Regions from separate parts of the Mus musculus genome. Here region 1 is linked to region 2. The links are chromatin contacts, found by Hi-C or POLR2A ChIA-PET in ENCODE. All regions are on one chromosome and are shown on one strand. Each heading gives the region's core, a stretch centred on a gene start or an enhancer-like site at or near the end of the contact. The rest is flanking DNA. Distances are from core to core; before and after follow the strand shown. Region 1 holds the start of Stk24 (serine/threonine kinase 24). Region 2 holds the start of Ipo5 (importin 5).

Region 1 (6,251 bases), core at 1,415-3,914, 470 kb after region 2:
TCTGCCTTGCCAAACTTTGTGCACTTCTTCTGAGACAGTGTCTCAGCATTAACCTTGGCTGGCCTAGAACTCTCTAAGATAACCCAGGCTGGCCTTGAACTCTCTAAGATAACCCAGGCTGGCCTTGAACTGACAGAGATCCAGGAGGCCTCCACCTCCTGAGCGTTGGGATTGAAGACAGCCACTACCACACCCGACTTGTCAAACTAACCCAGTTCCTCCTAAACCCGAGCCAGGACGGACAGGGAGTTCATAAGCACAGCAGCAATAGGGAATGCCTCTCTCTTCCTCTCCAGTTTTACCCTAGAAAGAGTCAAGGCCAGATCTGCCTTTCATGTAATCCTCAAAACAGCTCCCAGGGAGCTGCAGCTCCTGACTCCAAGTTGAAAATAAACGCGCTGGTTTTTCTTTTCTGGAGGGAAGGGAAGGAAGGAACAGTCTCCAATAATACACCAAAAATGTATCATATGGTTTGAAGACATACACAGGGGCGGGTACGACTGTGGGAAGCCACTTTTCCTCCTCTGAGGAACCAGAACAGACAAAAAAAATTAATACTAGTAAAAAAAGGTTATCGTCTTCACACCAAAAAGCAAAATTAAAACATCTTCCTTTCAAGAACACGTATGAAATACACTTTTTGGGTAAAGTTATTGAATTTTTCTTTTTCCCAAAATGAAGATTTTTTGGCCCATTCTTTAAAACAAACAGAAGCAGAATCCAGCTGGGAACCACTTGGTACTGACCCCACACACTGCCACATTAAGTATCTTTTCAAACACTTTCTTTTACAAAGGTTGGGGCTAGTGAAGAGGCTTCAGGGTGGAGCCAGGTAAATCACTATAGCAGCCAGAATGAAGAAAACGTGAAGAAATGTGCCACGAGGTCCTTCTGGCCACAGGTAAGAAACTGTCACCCAGTTGACCCTGATGTCTTGTCTCTGAAGTCAAACCAAGGCAAGAGTTGCAGGAGGCCTGGGGTGACTTTCAACTAGCGGCCAGCACCATCAAGTTTTAGAACGCAGGCAAGGTGAGACTCAGGAATACTTTGAGAGCACTTTTCCAGTGACACTTCTCAATTCCAACTTTATTATCCCTTAAAAATGACTCAAGTTCTAGTGGCCACTGAAGTGGTAACTTTGAATTCCTATTTTTCCAGAGTTCAAAACCGGGGCCAAGAAAACCATTTTCCTTACGTGGTATGGAAAGAAAAAAGAAGAAGAAAAGAGGGATAGGAACTATTTTCAGAAGTGGCAGAAGCAGTAAGAGGCAAGCAAGGTCCATGCGGCTCAACCCTGAAGCCAGAGAGAAGGCGCCTGCTGCATCTATAAACTGATAACCTTGGATATTCTGAGGTGTTTTGTTTTTTTTTTGTTGTTGTTGATTTTTGTTTGTTTTTTTTTAAGCAAAACTCTTCCGTTCACTTCCTTGGGAAAGCAAAACTTTGACTGGTCTTGCTATCTTAATCGCAATCATTATGTCTGTATTTATTATATACGCTCACAAACTTTACAAGTTTGAACAGACAAGTGATTGTTTTTCAAAGTGCAGAAAACCATCCTCAATAGCAAAAAAAAAGTTCGTGCATCCATATAAACTTGAAATTCAACTCCGTCCCCTCACCGCCCCCTTCCCCTCCGAAGAAAAAGTCACTGGCAGGCTAAGAAGATACAAAGTGTGCACCAAGAAGCCCGCTAGCACACAGTTCCTCTGGATGCCAACCGGTCTCAAAGTGAAAGTCCAGCAGCGGAGTCCTGGCACCCGAGGGATGAACCTGGGCTCTGCACACCAGGGCGCTCGCGGAGGTGTGGGTTCCGCCTCCCGAGTTTGCAACCTCGCACTTTCCGCACCAGAACTACAGGCTCCGATGCGAGGTTACATCTTCCTGCACCCCGCCCTGCGGCCCGCCCGGACTGTGACCAGCCGGGGCGCGCTCCCGCCCTGCGCTCGGGTCTCCCGCTTGAGGGGTCTGGGGAGGGACTTTTGCTAACTGAGGACGGACCCCAGAGTGCCGCTATCCCTGTCCCAGGCCCACATAGGGCCCAGGCACCAAAGCGGGGCCTCCAAGGACACTAGTTCAGACTCCTGCCCGGGATGGGCGCTCGGCCTGCGCGTCGGACTTGGGGAGCGCAAAGCTCCTGCACCCCACCTCGGCCCCAGGCCGCAGACCCCAAAGCCCCTCCACGTGCATACACCCGAGATCCCCGCCGCCCGAGTCGGCGAAGATCCCGGAGAAGCGGGCCCGGCTGGTTGGGGGGAGGGGGGGCGTGTTGACACCGCCAAGTTGCCCGCTTCCGCCCTGGCCGCAGCCCGACCGGGCCACCCCAACCTACCTGCATGCCCGGCAGGCCCGACTGCACCGGGGAGTGGGCCATGGCGCTCGGCGCCGCCACTTCCTGGCCCGGGACGCGCGGAGCCGCGCGGCGAGCAGGCCCGGGGCCGCGCGCAGCCCTCGGGTGGCGGGGCGGGCTCTGGAGCCCGAGGCCACCGCACCCCGGGGACGGTCTCAACGAAGGTTGGCGGGCCGCGGCCCCATACACTGAGCCTGGGGCGGGCAGTGGGGGGCGCGGGGGACGTCTCGAGACTGCGGCTGCTTCTCCAGGGATCCCGTCGCTGCGCCGCCGCGGTGCTCAGGTCGAGCCGGGCGGCCTGGGCCCGCGAGCGCTGGCCGCCTGGAGCCGAGTGGGCGCGCACAGTCCGCCGCGCCCCGCCCCGGCCCGGCCCCCGCGCCCGCCCCCGCGGCCCGGCCGGGGACCCCGCCCCGCGCTTCCGGGAGGGGGAGGGGGAGGGGAGGAGCCGCCGGGCGCCCTAGGCCGCAGTCGCGCCTCCCTGCGGGCGCGCAGGCGGGGTCCCCGGGGCCCGGCGGGCAGGCGGGCGCTCTCGGGTGCTGTGCGCCGGGGTCCTTCGGAACCGCGGGGTGGGCCTCGCGCGCGGAAGAGAGCTGAGTTTGGGGGAGCGAAGAGCACCGCCCACTCCTACCCTTCCCTCTCCACCCGCCCTGGCCCTCCAGAGGCCAGAGTCTGCACTCGGGGTGTCCCCAGAGGGGCCTAGCCTGGGGCCTATTCCAAAAGCCCCGGCCGGAGCGTCCTCACTGTACGAAGTTTCCAGCCAGATCAAGGAAGAAACCCCAAGGGTAGAGAGGGCGGTTTGTGTGCACTGCCTTGGGTACTGAACTCAGCCTCGCCTGGGCCGCCGGCTGTGGAAACTTAGCTGGACAGAGGAAGGGCTGGGCCCCGCCATCTCTGCGCTGCGCACAAGAAGGGAAAAGTGGGGTGCGGAGGGGTGCTGGAGGAAGGGAAGACAATAGAAGGAAACCGCGTCCCGACTCTTACCCAGCCCTCCCCTCGCTTCACTGCTCCTAAGGCCGTAGGCCCTCTCTGGGCACCAGCTCTGCCCTCCTCCTAAGCTGCCGCTTCTGCAGCAAACAAGGAAGGATGGAGTGAATCCATGCGGTTCCAGGAAGTACTTTATTTACAAGTGGCAAATAGGAAGTGGTCTAAGAGTCAGAATCGCTGTGTCTCTCGCCATAGGGACCCTGAGGCCTCATTCAGGAGTGCCCGCTTTGCCCCACAGCTGTGCAAGGTTAACCATACAAAATGAGTCCCCAAGAGTTCAGAAATAGAGGACGCATAAATCCTCGACTAAGGTAGAGAAGAGATTATTCTCTGAGGTGTCCTTGTATTCCAAGAACACAGGCTCCCTCTGGGTCCTGCATCAGAAGTTAAAGTAAGCCGAATACCCTTTGGAAACCTAGCCTAGGAGACCTCCAGGATGCTAAGATGTATTAGAAGGCTTGCATGATTACTCCTGGTCACCTGACTGAGATGCGTTGCCACTTCTAAAGAGTAAACTGAAAACATTAAAAGTATGAACCCATATAACCAAGAGTTTATGTGTTCCCTAAGCAGAAGAAACCTAAAAAGAAAAGAAAAAAAAATGGAGTACTTAATGAATACAAGGGAAAATGATCAAGACCATGAATCTTGAAAAGGCATATATTATTCAACCTCAAATTCTACCTAGAATAACATGAAAGAATGACCAGAAATACAGGAGTCTCTACCAAGAGGCAGCGACTTTCAGCCTTGGAAATGTCTGATTACATAAAGAGTACTTTCTTACTACTACTACTTCACCAGGTGTGGTGGCACAAGCCTTTAACCCCAGCATTTGGGAGGCAGAAGCGGGCAGATCTCTGTGAGTTCAAGGCCAGCCTGGTCTATATAGTTCCAGGACAACCAGGGTTATACAGGGAGACACTTTCTAAAGAACATGACCCCCCCCCCAAAAAAAAAAAAGAAGAAAAGATATTTTAGTAGGTCATGTTTAGTAATTGTGATAATGTCCCTCAGAGGCTCATGTATCTGAACACTTGCTCCCCAGTGGGTGAGTGCTATTTGGGGAGGTATAAGCAACCCAGCCTTGCTGGAGGAAGAATTCCTGGTGGGAGTGATGGTGAGCTTTGATGTTTCAAAGCCTTGCCCAGTGCTCTTCTCTATGCTTGGTGCTTATGGTTCAAGACCTGAGCAATCAACTTCCTATGCTGCTGTCATGCCTGCCAAGCTCCCCTGCCACCACTGACTCTAGACCCTCTGGAGCAATTCACCCAAATAGATACTTTGTTATAAAAGCTGCCTTTGTCCTGGTGCTTTGTCACAGCAGCTAGGGAGATGTAACTAATGCAGTAATGTAGAAAGATAGTTTTATTACATAGTGTCAGGAAAATATAGGATACAAAACAATAATATGTAATCTGAAGTCCTAACACTAGGAGGTAGAAACAGGAAAATCAGGAGTTCAAGGCCAGTTTCTCCTACATACTGAGATACAGACCAATCTGGGCTAGGTGAGACCAAAAATAATAAATAGGTAAATAAAAAATAAAAAGGGTAGACTGATCACAAGCTACTGGAATTATACATCTATGCACAGAAAAAAAAGTCCAGCTATACACCAGGATTTAGCAGTGATTATTATTCCTGGACTTAAAAATGGTTTCTTCAGTCTCTGCTAACCTCCACCTATGAAGACACCATGCTAAAATGTGTGCTTAGGATCAGCACAGTCAAACCAATAGCATGACTGAGGACGAAGAGAAAGGGGACAATCAGAAGTGTTGGAGAACTGTTCTTTGACCAATAAACTACAGAAAACTTGTAACTGGCTTTGTTGAGCTAATTTTCAGTATCGAGGCCACAGAGACTGAAGTGCAACATGACATAATTTACAAAGCTAATCAGTATCTCCTTTTATACCCTAACACAACATCTCCTTTTGTACCCCAACACAGATGAGGATCAGAACTTGTCACTTCCAACAGGAACTGAGTTATCCGGACACCGCGACTGGCTTTTGGGAGCTGGCTCTCTCCTTCCTCGTACCCTTCTTGTTCCCTCGCTGACTGAAGCTCTCTCCTTCCTCTTACCCTTCTTGTTCCCTCACTGGGTGAACTTTACTTCTTAGACCGTGTTGAGTACTGTGCCTGTGGAAAGAGAGGAAGTCACACAGGAGTTACTGGTTCGGCTGCATCCTTTATTGGTATTACCCAACATTCCTAGGCCAGTTGATCCCTCCTTTCCTTGTTTTCCCAGAGCAAAGATGATTGACAGGACAAAAGTGCAGAATCAGATCCTGCCCAATGGCTAATTATATTCATTCATTCATTCGTTCATTCACACATTCACTCATACCTGTTTTAAATAACAACTACATGTCAAGCCTACAGTACAGGCTTGGGCATGCAAACACTGGACCCTGGGTGCTTCCCTAATGCCATCCTACAGACCAGTGTCACTAGATTCTAATTTTGGAAGTGTACAATACAAAACTTGGGGTTATAATAGCTGCCTTTGCAGCTGAGCGGGGAAAAGGATTTCTCTGCCTCCTGTTACCATTTTCTGCACCTCCAATACATGATTATGACAGATTGTAAACTCATAATTCCAAAAGGAGAGACTGTGAGGGGGATCCATAAAGATTATACTTATTTCCGGTCTCCATGGATACACTAATACATCAAATTATTTTCATCCCCTTCTTTGCCTTTTGTGTCACTTAAAGACATGAGTTGAGCAACGAATTGTGCTCTTGACATATATTCTGGGCCACACAGGACATGACTATATTCCTATACAGAGCCTCTTCCGCACAAGGAGCCCCCGTTTATCAGTCACCCCTAAGCCAATTCTGAACTCTGCCAAGCTTGAGGAGTACAGCAGAAATCAGGAGTTCAGTACTCAGTCCCGCCCTTGT
Region 2 (6,365 bases), core at 2,128-4,627:
GTCCTGGGGATCAAACTCAGGTCACCCTGAGTCCTGGGACTAATGGTTTGAACCACCAGCCACCAGGCTCAGCTGTAAATTTTTATCTTACAAGCTCAGAATTGACCTGATTGTCTTCTAAAGGTCTTCAATTCTGTTTATGTCAAGCCAGCAAGGAAAGGAAATTCCGAAGCAAGGAACACCGGTCAGAAAGCGCTGTGCCATGTCTCCAAATCCCTGAGAATCAAGTCAAAAACTGGGAGCGACAGAAAACACTGTAGGTAACTGATTCATATCCCTTTAAGTCAATACCTAGTTTAAATGACCAACTATACAGTGCAACTGTGTTAGCCCCTTATTTTATTCTTTAGCAAAGCACTATCCAATAGAAGTAAAATATGTGTTTTTACATGTTATTTTTGTTTCTAACTAGCCATACTTTAATAAGAGAAACAGCTAAAAATTTTAACTATGTTATATATAACATAGTTAATTTCATTAGTAGACTTTAACCCAATATACTCTTTCTACTTGTTGTCAATATAAAATGTTAATGTCTCATTGTCTTTAAAATTCTATGCACATTTTACATTTTTAAACTAAAAGCACATCTCCTTTTGAACGCATTGAGTCATCAATAGGCACACGCCTTTCATCCTAGCGCTTGGGGAGAAGGAGGAGGAGAGGCTCTGTGATTTCAAGCCCATCCAGAGGTAGACAGTGAGACCCACAAAACAATCGAAGGAAACAGAAACTAATAAAACAACTACTACTCCCATAGAGCTCTTGGTGCACAAACTTATGCTGAGGTGTTTATTGTTTAATAATCATCCATAAATATTTGTTTGTTGTTTTAGTCAAAGCCTCATGTAGCCCAGACTGCTCTCATCTTTATGCAGCCAAGGGAGAGCTTGATCTTGAATTCCTGATCATCCTGCTTCCACATCCTGAGTGCTGTGCTTACAGGCACGAATCTTCAGGCTTCCTCTTAGCAGTGCTGTCAAGCCCAGGACCTCATGCATGCTAGGGAAACACTCTACCACTCATCTACATCCCCCAACCCTGCATATATGCAATGTATAGATTCGGCTCTCAGCAGAGTCTGGGGAAAGGCACTGGGATAAACACTTGGAGTCGAGAGCCAGCCAAGATTTTTATAACAGAATCTGATTTGTGGGAAAATCTATAGTTTTAGCTACGACTATATATATTTGCAAGCCTCTAGGTAATTTGTCTTATTTCACTGTTACCTAGTTAATTAAAAATTGGTTACCCAGGCGCAGTGGCGTATGCCTTTAATCCCAGCATTTGTGAGGCAGAGGCAGGTGGATTTCTGAGTTCAAGGCCAGCCTGGTCTACAGAGTGAGTTCCAGCACAGCCAGGGCTACACAGAGAAACCATGTCTCGAAAAGCCAAAAATAAATAAATAAATAAATTTGTTAGTATGTAATTCCCCAATTTAAGAACTCTGAATGAGTAATTCATGTCCTACCCCTCTTTCTCTCTCTCTCTCATACACACACACACACACACACACACACACACACACACATCAAAATTAAAAAAAAAAAAAATCGACTCCAAACTAATGTCGGAAATGGTCTGACCTTGAAGAAAACAAATGTGGCCAAAGAATGAATTCAAGGTAGGAAATCAGTTCTACACAATAGCTTTGCTGGCCTCCTGTAGAGAAAGAATCCCGCCAGTGTGGCAGCTAATAGTAGAGGGGGTGACTTTCTCCACAAATCAACTAAATGCCACTGTAGAAACCGGGACTGGTTCCCACAATTCCACGTGATCCCAGGGCTTCTGGCCAGATTTTGCATGACCTGACCATGGATGATGTAAGACCAACCTTTAAAATCACCCAAGAGAAAATATTTAATACTTTCAAAATGCACAATTGCCAACAAGAAATAAAAAACTTCAACATAAATCCCATGAGCTGCTGAGCTGTAGTTACAGGCCTCAGGCTGTGGAAACCTATTCCTTAGGAAGTAGTCGAGTCCTTTTGACACAAGACATACATCCCCCTTTTCACCTGCTGTCATCCTCAACTTGGGCAATGCTTTGGACACACAGTAGGCTTTTAACTGAGTCTGGGCAAACAGGAGCTGGGATAAACTTGGGAGCTGAGAGCCAGTCAAGATTTTTACAACAGAATCTGAATTGTGGAGAAAGGTCTCCCCTCTATAGGTGTAGCTGCAACCCTGATTACGTTCTGCTTTTCTGGAGGCCAGCGCATCTATTTTGTAGAACTAGTTTCCAACTGGGGATGCTCTTTCATTCTTGGGCCACATTGTTTTTTTTTTTTTTTCAGTGTAGGACCATTTCATACATTATTTTTTTCTTTTGATATGAGCATTTGAGTCTGTGGACATTAGACATGATTCTGAATAGGACATGATTCTCAAAGTGTTTCAGTTTGAGCTCTGCTCTCTCCTGTTTAGGCAGTCCCAGATAGAAAGATGGGCCAACGCTGGTGTTTAAGCACTAGAGTTTAGGAGGTGAGAGGGAGGCAGCCTCTGGTCCCCTCCATGCTGGCACGCATCAACTATCAATGGATCGACCACGTTAGGGAGTGGCTCATGACTTCTCCCATCCTTAGAGAGCAAGGAAGCTCCAAACACCAGGATGGGTGGCAGTTCCCGGGTGGGGAGCGTGCGTGATTTGATCCGGGACGGAGAGGTGCAGGGGGGAAGAGTCCGTGATGAGCAACCCCTCTTCCGGGACAGTCCCTGGACGTGAGTCACAGGACAGAGGAGGGTAGGGACCGCCTGAGTCACAGGCTGAGGGGGACGACACGACACCACAGGGCCAGACAGATGGAGGGGTCTGCAGAGGCGGGTGTGTGTATGCGTGTGTGCTCGCTGCTGGGGGGATTGGGATGGGGTTAGGGAGGGGGGTCCCGGGGCCCCAAAGCCCTAAGGCGCGGCTACGCGGCGGGCGGCAGGGAAAGGGAGTCCAGCCAGCCCGCGGCGCCGAAATCTCCCGCGCTCAGGAGCTGGCCCCTCCTCCGGGCCCGGCCTCACGCCCCTCGCGGCGGCCCAGCCGGATCGGCTCCTCCCAACCCGCGCCCCGGGAACCCCAACCTCGTCCTAACAGCGGCCCTCTGGCCGCCACACACGCCCGCCAGCCCCGCCTCCCGGCGCGCGCTGGAGTGACGACACCGCAGGGTGCGTGACCAATCGGCGTGGCCCTCGAGGGGGGGCGGCCTCGGGCACGCCCCCCGCGCCGCGAGCCAATGGGACGCCGGCGTCGGCGGCCGCGGCCGGGTGAGAGGGCGCGAGGCCCCGCCCCGTCCTCCCTCGGCCCCCTCGGCCCCGCCCTTCTCGCCCGGCCCCTCATCCCCGCGCCGCCGCTGGTGCCGGTCGCCGCGCTGGGCCCGCCCCCAACCCTCCCGCCGGCCCGCCAGCGCGCCTCACAGCTCCCTCCTTCTCTCTCTCACGCCTAGCGCAATGGCGGCGGCCGCGGCGGAGCAGCAACAGTTCTACCTGCTCCTGGGAAACCTGCTCAGCCCCGACAATGTGGTCCGGAAACAGGCGGAGGTAAGCGAATCGGCGGCCCCGGCGCGCCGATCCTTCTCCTCCGCGGCCGGCCGGCTGGCCCTGGGCGCTCGTCGGCCGGCCGGCCGAGCGGCGCGGGTCGGCCCGGCTGGCGGACAGCGGCCCCGCAGCCCACGTGCGCGCCTCCCGCCCGGCCCCGGCCCTTCCGGCCCGTGCAGCGGCGGCGGCGCCGGTTGCCTCGCCGCCGACCCGCGCACACGTGCCACCGCGCCTGACGCGCCCCGCCCGCGGGCCCTGCACCCCAGCCCTGCTCTCCCTCCCCGCGTGGCCCGCCAGCCCTCGCGGGCGGCCAGACCCCGGCAGCTCCTGACCCGTCCCGCTTCCCCCACCACCCCAGCCGCTCCCTTCCCCATCCCAGCTCAGGGAGAACGCGTGTCCTGCCTGTCGCTGCCTTACGGCGTCTTTCCCCCGAGCCCCTTTCTGGTTTCTAAAAGGAACTGCACACGCCGGTCCCTTCAAGATCGTGTGAAGTTGCCTTTGAGGGATCCCTGCTTGACCACCTCGCTCTGCTCTTCTTCCTTCGAATCTTGTTTGATCTCTAGAGATTTGGGCTTATAAACGGGATATACTGGGGGCTGTGGCTGTCTAACTGGGCCAGTGCCATCTCTTTTTCATATAACACAGATCGTTCTCAATCAGTCTTAGATCAAGGGTTCCATTTCAGATACAGTTATAAGCCCATTTGCAAGCTAGCAATAATATTATTAGCTCACTAGAAGACGGAAGATACATTGTTAGTGTTGAAGCTCAGATTTTTGTGAGGTAATTTCTAGGAAAGTTGATACGTGGAGCTCCTTACGACCCATGGGTCTGAAGTTTTTTAGGAGACTCTGAGGATGTGTGAATAGCTTTACTTACAAAGCAAAGATGTCTTTTATATATAGCTAGTGACGTTGACATGTCTTGTACTTACCGACCTAAAGTTGGGAGCTGTCTTTTAAAACAGTTGCTAATTTCGCTTTGAGTAGAATGGATAATCTGGCCACACTTAGATTTTAGTAAGTAAAGAAGTTGGAGACTTAACTTCTGTGTGAAATGGTGCTTTAAACTATGTCCTTCTTAATGGTGCTTTTAATTTTGGGGGGAGGGGAGATAGCGATGTTTGGCTCTCTAGTTTACACAGGCCCTTCAAACCTGTGGCAGTCCCCCAGCCAAGTTTCCTGAGCGCACCAGTTCCCATGCCCGCCTTATTCAAGTAATATGCAGTGTATAGGGGGAAATTCAAAGGGTACAATTCTTAATCCACTCTCCACGTTTATTTCATGAGCCTTCCTTGAAAACGTATCTTTAAAAGCATTCGTGTATACATTATGTTACCTGGGTGGATTTATAGTATACATAGTTCTGCAAATTGAATTTTCCCTCAGTTTCTTTCACATTGTCACCCAGAAGACCATACATTATATAGATAGGTGCATCTCCCTGTGAGTGAGTAATCCGATACTTTTAGTGCGGTCCAAGAGTACTGCACATAGAAATAACGTGTATACTTGTCTGGACGAAGGTAGTATATGTATGTAAAAGTATGCGTAAAAGTAAACTTGCAACAGTTTCCACTTAGGATATGATGATGCCTAAACATTTTGATACTTTGTGCAAACTCGAGGTAATTTTTTTAAACCAAAGCAAGTTCTTAATCCCACCCTATAATAGAAATTTCCATGTGTTGCAGAGCAGAACTGCTTTGTAATTAGTAAGCTAGTTTAATTCTCCCCCTCCCCTCCAGTTGCTTAAGTCTATTGTCAAGCCTGGTGGGGAATCGCTCTTCTATTGAACTAAATACCAGTGTCCGGTTCAGCTTGAATTCCAATTTGGTGCCTGTTGTAAATCTTTTTATCTCTTACATCCCTTTAGGGATCGTTAGTAGCATTCAGCGCATTTTCTCATAAAGAACAATCGGAAATAAGTACTCTTTGTCTCTATTCCTAGTGGAGATATTTAGGTACTACGTTTTTCCTTAATATGTCCTGAGAATGTATATAGAAAGTGAGTACTGCGACACTGAATTTTCTTAACTTGGCAAAAGAGCAAATTCGGGGTCAGGGTGGTCCTTGATACCATATGGTATAATAGTAAGTTGTAAATAAAACTTCCTAGAAAAACGCCAAAAAAAAAAAAAAAAGGCACAAAAGCTCCTCAATTTGTTTGGGGAGATTTATAAGTAACCCAAACAAGAGGACATACTAAGTCAGATGAAACAACTATGAAAATACTTTATTGAAGCTGAACAATTGGCATGGGCTCCGAGAATATATTTGTAAATTTATTCAGCCAAAATAAAAATACTTAGTCTACAGGGTCCTGGCTAAGGTCACTGTTGCTCTTACAAGGAGGTGAACAGTGTAACTCACATTGTTACAACATACATTGTTACATTTTGTTGAAGTGGTCTAAAGACTTAAATTTTCTAAAATGTTTCTCCTTTTATTTGGGGGTGGGGGAGAGGTTTGAGACAGGGTTTCTCTGTGTAGCCCTGGCTTTCCTGGAATTCACACTGTAGACCAGGCTAGCCTCGAACTCAGAAATCCGCCTGCCTCTGCCTCCCAAGTACTGGGATTAAAAGTGTGGGCCACCACGCCCGGCTCATTTATTCAGACCATTTAATACTTTTTTTCTTCTTCAAATCTACAAGGCCTTTCTAACTTTACAGAAAATGTTTCTCGTATTTAAGGAAATGATTTTGAGTTGGGCATATCTTTAATTCCAGCGCTGGGGAAGCCAAGTCAGAAGGGTCTCTTGAGTTCAGAGCCAGCCTAATCTAGTAAGTTCCAGGCCTGCCAGCCAGGGCTGAGTAAAGAAACCCTACTTCAAAACAGGGAG

Evidence for each region. Hi-C counts contacts between places; a loop is a spot of excess contacts on that map. ChIA-PET counts read pairs that join two places held with the same protein, here RNA polymerase II (POLR2A).
Region 1: a map of heart shows a loop between it and region 2 (5-fold over the local background). The contact joins the promoter of Stk24 here to the promoter of Ipo5 in region 2. A Hi-C loop is called at or near these places in 1 of 37 maps with a recorded cell type or tissue (heart). POLR2A ChIA-PET finds 5 or more read pairs at or near these places in 1 of 5 experiments (embryonic stem cell).

What each region holds. Positions count from the first base shown.
Region 1 is chr14:121,376,566-121,382,816 of GRCm38, forward strand. Stk24 (serine/threonine kinase 24) reads right to left here and starts at 2,665. Exons shown (of 11, transcript NM_145465.2): 1 at 2,333-2,665. The coding sequence starts at 2,374.
Region 2 is chr14:120,907,817-120,914,181 of GRCm38, forward strand. Ipo5 (importin 5) reads left to right here and starts at 3,378. Exons shown (of 26, transcript NM_023579.4): 1 at 3,378-3,527. The coding sequence starts at 3,438.